Linked DNA regions of Homo sapiens: all the other regions are linked to region 2. Evidence: chromatin contacts called from ENCODE Hi-C or POLR2A ChIA-PET data. All regions are on one chromosome and are shown on one strand. Each heading gives the region's core, a stretch centred on a gene start or an enhancer-like site at or near the end of the contact. The rest is flanking DNA. Distances are from core to core; before and after follow the strand shown.

What was found. A loop is a pair of places that touch in the nucleus more often than their neighbours do. ChIA-PET counts read pairs that join two places held with the same protein, here RNA polymerase II (POLR2A). Pooled maps may share reads with other maps.
Region 1: a map of gastrocnemius medialis shows a loop between it and region 2 (3-fold over the local background). The contact joins two enhancer-like sites. A Hi-C loop is called at or near these places in 30 of 168 maps with a recorded cell type or tissue (A673, B cell, CD8-positive, alpha-beta T cell and 24 more), 12 of 37 single-sample maps with no recorded cell type and 16 of 50 pooled maps. POLR2A ChIA-PET finds 5 or more read pairs at or near these places in 3 of 52 experiments (AG04450, OCI-LY7 and Panc1).
Region 3: a map of gastrocnemius medialis shows a loop between it and region 2 (4-fold over the local background). The contact joins two enhancer-like sites. A Hi-C loop is called at or near these places in 3 of 168 maps with a recorded cell type or tissue (gastrocnemius medialis, left colon and transverse colon) and 3 of 50 pooled maps. POLR2A ChIA-PET finds 5 or more read pairs at or near these places in 1 of 52 experiments (activated T-cell).

What each region holds. Positions count from the first base shown.
Region 1 is chr15:98,667,719-98,670,426 of GRCh38, reverse strand. The region is part of intron 1 of IGF1R (insulin like growth factor 1 receptor); the gene reads right to left. Among named protein-coding and RNA genes, the nearest start is that of IRAIN, 18 kb to the right of the region's middle. RefSeq lists enhancers at 420-1,145, 796-1,995. Within about 2 kb of position 1,371, at least 6 of the 41 ENCODE cell types and tissues checked have a DNase peak (open chromatin) inside an H3K27ac peak, as active enhancers do.
Region 2 is chr15:99,075,476-99,078,500 of GRCh38, reverse strand. No RefSeq gene overlaps it. Among named protein-coding and RNA genes, the nearest start is that of SYNM, 28 kb to the left of the region's middle. Within about 2 kb of position 1,665, at least 12 of the 41 ENCODE cell types and tissues checked have a DNase peak (open chromatin) inside an H3K27ac peak, as active enhancers do.
Region 3 is chr15:98,801,972-98,804,671 of GRCh38, reverse strand. All of the region lies in intron 2 of IGF1R (insulin like growth factor 1 receptor), which reads right to left. Among named protein-coding and RNA genes, the nearest start is that of MIR4714, 19 kb to the right of the region's middle. Within about 2 kb of position 1,256, at least 2 of the 41 ENCODE cell types and tissues checked have a DNase peak (open chromatin) inside an H3K27ac peak, as active enhancers do.

The sequences.
Region 1 (2,708 bases), core at 122-2,621, 410 kb after region 2:
ATCCCCCACTACAACTTAAACAAACCTTCCTCTCCAGCCTTGCTTCCAGCCCCAAAATACATTTTTAAAGTTCTGATGCCAAGACCACCCCATCAAGTCTAGTATAATCCTTCTGATCATCTAAGTACCCTCCTCCAGGAGACCTCCAAGATCCCTCTGGGCAAAATGATCTCTTCCTCCAATTCCAGGGCTCTTTCCCAGTGTGCTCACTCCATCCTCACTCATAAAAGCATCTGGTTCCATTCCACAGCTGGGCACACCTTATCTTCTCAAGAGACAATGTAAGCTCTTTTTAAAACAGGGGCTGCATTTTACACACCTCACATACCTCCTGCAGGTCCCCGAACATCCAAACACTCCAAATTTGTCTCTGTCTCCAAATCCTACAAAACCAAATTCTCTCTACCCAGCTCAGCTCAGCATCCCTGGGGCCCCGATCTACCTCATCTGCCTCCTCTGCTCTAGAGTAAAAGCAACACCAGTCACCCCCACTCTGCCGCCCACTGTAGCCGAATCCAAGTGGCACTCTCAGCCCATGCTCTTATCAGTGCACTGGGGGCAGGCCTACCATCTACCAAGCACCAGAAATGCCCCTCCGAGCTTTGTGCAGCCCCCTTGCCAGGCAGACAGCCTCCAGGGCCAGGTTCGGCACGGGAAGCTAGAACACGGGGCTGACTGCACAGCCTGGGGCAGACACACCTCAGCTTCCACACCCACCTGACAAGGCTGCCCAGAGGATGGAGGGAAGTCAGTGTTTCACCCACTGCCCTAATGGGAAGACAGTGTTTCTCACCCACTGCTCAAGCCTGGAAGCAAAAGGTCCCAATGTTCCTACTCGATGACCCGCCCTGTCATGCCCTGTCCAGATATCTAACCCTCACCTTTCTCTGTCCATCAAGCAGTAAGAATTCATAGCAGCCAGCACATATGACCCTGAGGGCAACGTTCTAACAAAGCCAAAGAAAAGGTGGCACACTGGCCTTCAATTCAAAGCCCAGGGTGGCAAGAAAAGGGTCACTAGTTCCCTGAAAATAACTGGCATGCAAAATTCAAACAGGTAATTGGGGTGGAGTTCATGGAAAAGGGAAGAGAAAACCTCACATGGGTTTGTATACCCTTCATTTAAGCACACTGTCTTCAGGCAGCAGAGGTTTCAAGGTGCATGCTAAACACCCTTGCGCAGGTTTCAGAGAGCAGATAAAAGGGGCTAACCAGGCTCTCAGGAAGCCCAATCCGCACACGCACGGAGCCGAGCCAGTGGAAACCATAAGCCTGTCTCATCTGTCTCTAAACTGCTCACAGGATGAACAGGAAGGCTTGATCGATACTGATTTTACAGTCATAGGAGTGACTCATCACGAAATTCTACCCAGCTTAAAGCTCAGCTGTGAACAGAAACAAAACAACATAATGGCAGGGTCAGATTTAAAATAGTAAGTATGACTGGTAAACAGTTAATGCTCATAAACAATTAACAATCACCTTCCCAGCCTCCTGGATTTGCTGGGAGAGGAAAAAGTACTACTGAGGGCTCTGAAGCGGGCTGCAGCAGTAAGTCTGTCTTCTGTGGCAGCCCCTTCCAACTCACTGATGCTGGTGTCAGCTTTACAAAACAGACCCTGGAGGGTCACGAGGAGCTGCTTTTAATAGAATTCCACACATCTGATGGGTACGTGCTCACTGAGGAGGGGAGAGAGGAGGAATGTACTTACATGGAACAGAGTTTTCAGAGAGTGAAATTTAAGCTCTCCTGGAGTATAACTTCCTCTATGTAGCTCCTGCAGAGTTTAAAATAAGCAACTTATCTGTCCTAAAATGAGAGAAATGGGGTCATATAAAATTTCTCAATAATTGAGTTCCTCTCAAACTGCATTCACTTTAAGGAAAGCACTGGGGTGCTCAGAAGGTGCACTACACATTTCAGGCATTTGGTTACAGAGGCGAATGTGCTCAGCGCCATCCTGAAGACATGTACTTTCAAGTACTGGATTCCATGTAAATTTTAATGATCTGTAACCAACTCTCAGACCTGGCCAAGAACTTCCATAGAGAATCCTGGTCTGGAGATCCCTTCACTATGGCACACTGCTCCACTGTTCTGAACTGCATGACTGTGTCCCCTCCAATTCATATACTGAAGCCCCAACCCCCAGATACCTTCAGTGGTATCTGAAGGTGGGGCCTTAGGGAGGTAATCAGGTTTAGATGAGGTCCTGAGGGTAGAGCCCCCATAATGGCAACAATGCCCTTACATAAAGAGGAAGAGACCAGAGCCCCTTGCTCTCTCCACCCTGTGAGGACACATGACATTTGTCATCTGCAAGCCAAGAAATGGACCCTTAACAGAAACCAAATTTGGTCGGCACCTTGATCTCAGACTTCCAGCCTCCAGAACTGTGAGAAACATAAGTCTGTGGTTTTAGCCCTCAGTCTATAGTAACCTGTCACAGCAGTCTGAGCTAAGACATCCATACAGCCCCGTAAGAGAACCAACCCAGGGACGAGCAACACCTCTCATCATCTGACACCACCTCCTGCCTGACGACCAGGCAAAACAAGCACATACACAAACAAGCAAAAGGGGAGGATGAGAGTGGTCATTCGGGTTTGCTTTGGAGGTCCAGAGAAAATGCAAGTCCAACTTCCAGGCACAGACCAGTTGCCCGCAGCAGGCTTCCTCCCATTGGTCTCAGACCAAGGTGAGCCAC
Region 2 (3,025 bases), core at 416-2,915:
AGACACTTTTCAAAAGAAGACATATGTGGCCAACAAGCGTAAGAAAAAAAGCTCAAGATCACTGATCATTTGAGAAATGCAAATAAAAACTGCAGTGAGATACCATCTCACACCAGTCAGAATGGCTACTATTAAAAAGTGAAAAAATAACAGATGCTGGTGAGGTTGTGGAGAAAAGGGAATGCTTATACACTGTTGATGGGAGTGTAAATTGGTTCAACCATTGTGAAAAGCAGAGTGGCGATTCCCAAAAGAGCTAAAAACAGAACCACCATTCGACCCAGCAATCCCATTACTGGGTATATACCCAAAGGAATATAAATCATTCTATTATAAAGATACATGCACATTATGTTCACTGAAGCACTATTCACAATAGCAAAAACATGGAATCAACCTAAATGCCCATCAATAGTAGACTTTATAAAGAAGATATGGTACATATACACCATGAAATACCATACAGCCATAAAAAAGAACAAGATCATGCCATTTGCAGAAACATGGATGGAGCTGGAGGCCATTATCCTTAGCAAACTAACACAGGAATAGAAAACCAAATACTGCATGTTCTCACTTATAAGTGGGAGTCCAACGATGAGAAGACATGGACACAAAAAAGAGAACAGACACTGAGGACCACCTAAGGGTGGAGGGAGGAAGGAGGAAGAAGATCAGAAAAAAATAACTATTGGGAACTACGCTTCATACTGGGGTGACAAAATAGTCTGTACGTCAAACCTCCATAACATGAGTTTACCTATATAACAAACCTGCGCATATACCCCTGAACCTAAAATAAAAGTTTTTTAAAAAGAAAATGAGTTAGATCTAGCGTATTGACTATATGAGATATCCATAACATATTAAGTTGAAAAAGCAATGTTAAAGTACTACTGTAAGCCAGGCATGGTGGCTCATGCCTGTAATCCCAATACTTTGGGAGGCTGAGGTAGGTGGATCACTTGAGGTCAGGAGTTCAAGACAGCCTGGCCAACATGGCAAAACCCCATCTGTACTAAAAATACAAAAATTAGCCGAGCGTGGTGGCACACGCCTGTAGTCCCAGTTACTCGGGAGGCTGAGGCACAAGAATCGCTTGGACCCAGGAAGCAGAGGTTGCAGTGAGCCGAGATCTCACCACTGCACTCCAGCCTGGGGGACAGAGTGAGACCCTGTCTAAACAAAATCAATAAAATCCAAGTATGAAGAAGAAGGAAAAAAGCAACCTCTATATATGCTTTATACAGGAAATGTTTTTTATGATACATGTGATTTATAATCACTGCATAAAGTGTTTCTACCTTTTAATCCATTGTTTTGGTTGCAAAGGTCACCAGTTCTCAAGCTTGGCTGCCCTTTGGAATCACCTGGGGATTTTTAAAAACGCTGATGTCTGGGCCCTACATCCAGAGATTCTGATTTAATTGTGATGGGGTACGGCCTGGACATCAGATTTTTAAAGGCTCCTCAGGTGATTTTCATGTGAAGCAAACCCTGAGGACCAGTGGCATAGATAACTGAGGTCTGAAGCCCAATTTTGGAATAGTTTGACATATGACCTGTGAAGCTATTTTTGCAATTGTCCTGTTAACCACTAGATGGCGTGTTATCCACACTACAGCATTTCGACAACCAGGGTTTTGCCGAACTCTTGGGGAGGTGAAGGACGGAGGCAAGCAGGAAGCAACCAAGGATCGAACGGAACAGACCTGGGACCAGGAATTGTGCCAGATTCGGGCCTCATCCTGCATCACGTAGTGAGCATACAGCTTTTTTTTAAGTTCTGGGGGAAAAAATTATCATCATTAAGCCTGACTTTCCTTCAAGTCAGAGAGGAGCTGCTCCTTAGTCTCTTCCTGTTTCAGTGTCTTTTCTTGGATGTGAGTTACAGAAAGTCATTCTTTGTGGAAAGGCCACACCCTCTGTTGTTTGGCTGCAAGGGTGAAATGGAAGGATGCTCTTTGGAAATCTCTTAATTAAAAGTAAATAATTGACTGTGTAGTAAACAGCCAGAGGGGCAATATTTAAACCCTATTTATAGATTCAGATTAGTGGTGGGAGTAAATAGGACAGTCAGGAGAAAACTTAAATTAAGAAGATTCCCGTCACCCTCACACACAAGAGTGTGATTTTTTTTTCTGAAAACAAATACCTCTGGGCTTCATTTTTCTCCCTTTGATCTCAAAATAAACACCAACCTCCACACTTCTTGGTCATGCACTGCTGGTTCATTAAAGAGCCATATGCTGATTTCCTGTGAGTGTTTAACACGTCATGATTAAGGGCAAAGTCAAGAAACAATTTAAGGACAATTTTTCAATAAAATTAGCTCCAAAACTAAGTGTAATTACTGTCAGTGTTTCTATTATTTGGACTTTTTCCCATCAGAATGTATAAATAGTGTTTTTAATGAATATACAAATTATATGTTTCTGAGAACCAAGAACTCTGACTCCATGAGGAGACAGATAGTGTCTGTATCCCAGGGCAGGTAATTAATGTGAAGGATTCGAGATTTCCTTTGTAGCTATTCATCTATAAAGCAGCCTGTGAGCCATGAGGCCCTGCGGACCATCCCATCAAAAATCTCAGCCAAAATTTGTATCAGTTAGGGTTCTCCGAGAACCAGAAGCAACAGGATATATCATATATGATGAAGAAGCAACTCACATGATAATGGAGGCTGAGAAGTCCCCAGATCTGCTGTTGGCAAGCTGGACACACAAGAAAGCTGATGGTATTGTTCCAGTCTTGAGGCCAAAGACCTGAGACCAGGAGAGGCAATAATGTAAGTTCCAGTTCAAGTCCAATTCCAAAGGCAAAGGACTGATGACCCAGCTCAAAGACCAGAGAGTGAAGCTGATGACCCAGCTCAAAGACCAGAGAGTGAAGCTGATGACCCAGCTCAAAGACCAGAGAGTGAAGCTGATGACCCAGCTCAAAGACCAGAGAGTGAAGCTGATGACCCAGCTCAAAGACCAGAGAGTGAAGCTGATGACCCAGCTCAAAGACCAGAGAGTGA
Region 3 (2,700 bases), core at 7-2,506, 270 kb after region 2:
TTTCTGAGTGTCCATGATGACGGTCTTAGCACTCTCCTTCCTGCCTAAGGAGTCACAATCGCATTCACAATCAAATGCAGGTGCTGTGTGTGCGCTGCTCTCTTCCTCCCATAGCCCCGTTTCACTTTCTCTGGAGTGCATCCCCATCCTCTCAAAGCAGAATCAACAAGCAAACCACTGTCCTTCTTTCAAAAAACAAAAACAAAAACAAAAACAAAAGTCATGTGTTTATTTCTTCCCCTCTACTTGTGCCTCCTAAATTCCTTGCCTTAGTCCCAAATCAGTCCTCCAAACGCGGGTTACTTGTAACGTTATTCAGAAGTGGAAGATTACCTTGCAAAATGGCAGATAATGCCCCAACTAGATATTTCATGGCATTCTAAAACTACATAAAAGCAAGATTTCTTAACATTCCTCTAAATAAATAATAGTGTAATAAATATATGAAACAGGCTATGCATTTCCTCAGTGTTCTTCCATTCCCTCCAGTGACCACACATGTGTACTGCATGGTGAGCCCATGACTGAGGAATAGAAATACAGTCATGAGGCAGCTAACAGCGTTTCAAAGATGAAGTGCATATACGATAGTGGTCCTGTAAGGATAGAATATAGCTAGAAAATTCCTATTGCCTAGTGACATTGCAACCGTGGTAAGATGTACATGTTCCTCATATGTTTGTGGGGATGCTGGTGCAAACAAACCCGTGCTGCCAGCTGTATAAAAGTACAGCACGTACAACAGTGCACAGTACATAATATGTGATAATGATAATAAGTGACTATGTTATTGGTTTATGTATTTACTATACTTTTTATAGTTATTTAAGAGTGTACACCTTCTACTTATTAAAAAAGTTAACTGTGGCCAGGCGCCGTGGCTCATGCCTGTAATCCCAGTGCTTTGGGAGGCCGAGGCGGGTGGATCACTTAAGGTCAGGAGTTTGAGATCAGCCTGGGCAACATGGTGAAACCTCATCCCTACTACAAACACAAAAATTAGTCAGCCATGGTGGTGTGTGCGTCTAGTCCCGGCTACTCAGGAGGCTGAGGTAAGAGGATCGCTTGAGCCTTGGCGGTCGAGGCTGCAGTGAGCTGTGATTGCACCACTGCACTCCAGCCTGGGGGACAGAGCAAGACCCTATCTCATAAATAAATAAATAAATAAATAAAATGTAATATTCACTAAGTGTAGCCTAAGTGTACAGTATTTATCCAGGCCTTCACAATTACTCACCACTGACTCACTGACTCACCCAGAGCAACTTCTGGTCCTGCAAGCCTGACTCCTAGTAAGTGCCCTATACAGGTGTACCATTTTTTTATCTTTTACACTATATTTTTTACTGCACCTTATCTATGCTTAGATTCAGAAATACTTACCACTGTGTTACCATTGCCTACAGCGTTCAGAACAGCAACATGCTCCACGGGTTTGCAGCCTACGAGCAACAGGCTATACCATGGACCCTAGGTGTGTAGTAGGCTGTATCAACTAAGTTTGTGAAAGTACGCTGTATGATGCTGGCATAATGATAAAATCCAATTACCTAACAATGCATTTCTCAGAACATATCCCTGTCATTAAGCAACATATGACTGTCTATTACTGAGATCTGTACATTTTTAATTACCTTCATGTTACTGAATCCAGCTTTAAAAAAACAGCAGGAAACCATTTTTTCACTGTGTTTCAAGTCAGCTACAATTTAAATATCATTAGTTCGGTGTCAACCTAAAATGGAAACAATTACCAGTAGAACATTACATATTACGTTTACTTTTCATTTTTGGTAGCACAATTCCTATCTAGGAAAACATAATAAGTTTCCTGTAGGAAAAGTAAGATAAAGGAATTAAGAATTCTTAGGGGTCTCACTCACTTAAGACCGCTAATATATGAGAAAAAATATCTTGTGCTTTGAGAAGTAAGCTTCAATTACCTGGGAAATCAACTCAAGCAAAAAACTCTTTCAATGATGCTAGACAAATAAAATGCACAGGTAGATGTTTGCACGTCCACAGAAATTGCAGCCACAATCAGATGCATTCTTCAGATGTGAATTCGTGCATACAAGCAACCCCTGTCTTTCGCAGAGTTAAGTTCAAATCCTGTACACACTTTGTTCCACAAAATTGCTGTTGGCTTGCATCTCTTTTGTCACCTTTCTCCATCCTTAAGTCCTCCAAGGTTCTCTCAGGGCCAAGACTGTAGGGTTCAATGACCTTCCCTGGTCAGCTGTAAAACTAGGGCTAGCACCTTCAGAATCCGCCAGCCACACCCTGCTCCAGCTCACCACCATGAGTTTTCTCTCATCAGCCTCCAAAGTCCAAGCCATCGCTACATCTCAGAGATGACGTACAACATGTGCCTTTATTTTATACTCTCAAGATGCTGGATATAGTAGTTATTATCCAGAAAGAATGACTTCACAATCAGGATCCGAGACTGGCTATAAACAGTGATCGAATCCTCAACTCATTCCCTCTCGCACCTACAGGAAGGTATTAACAACTGATCCTCCCTTTCATTTTTAGAGTAACAAACCCAGCTTGTACTACCCATGCCTACAACAGCCCAGATGTGGCACTCAAGGTTGAAAAGGGGCCACAACTTGGTAACGGGACACACATGACCCCATGCAGGAGAACAGCCAGGGCCATGAGGAAAGGGACTTTGGTGCACAATGGCAGGTACCT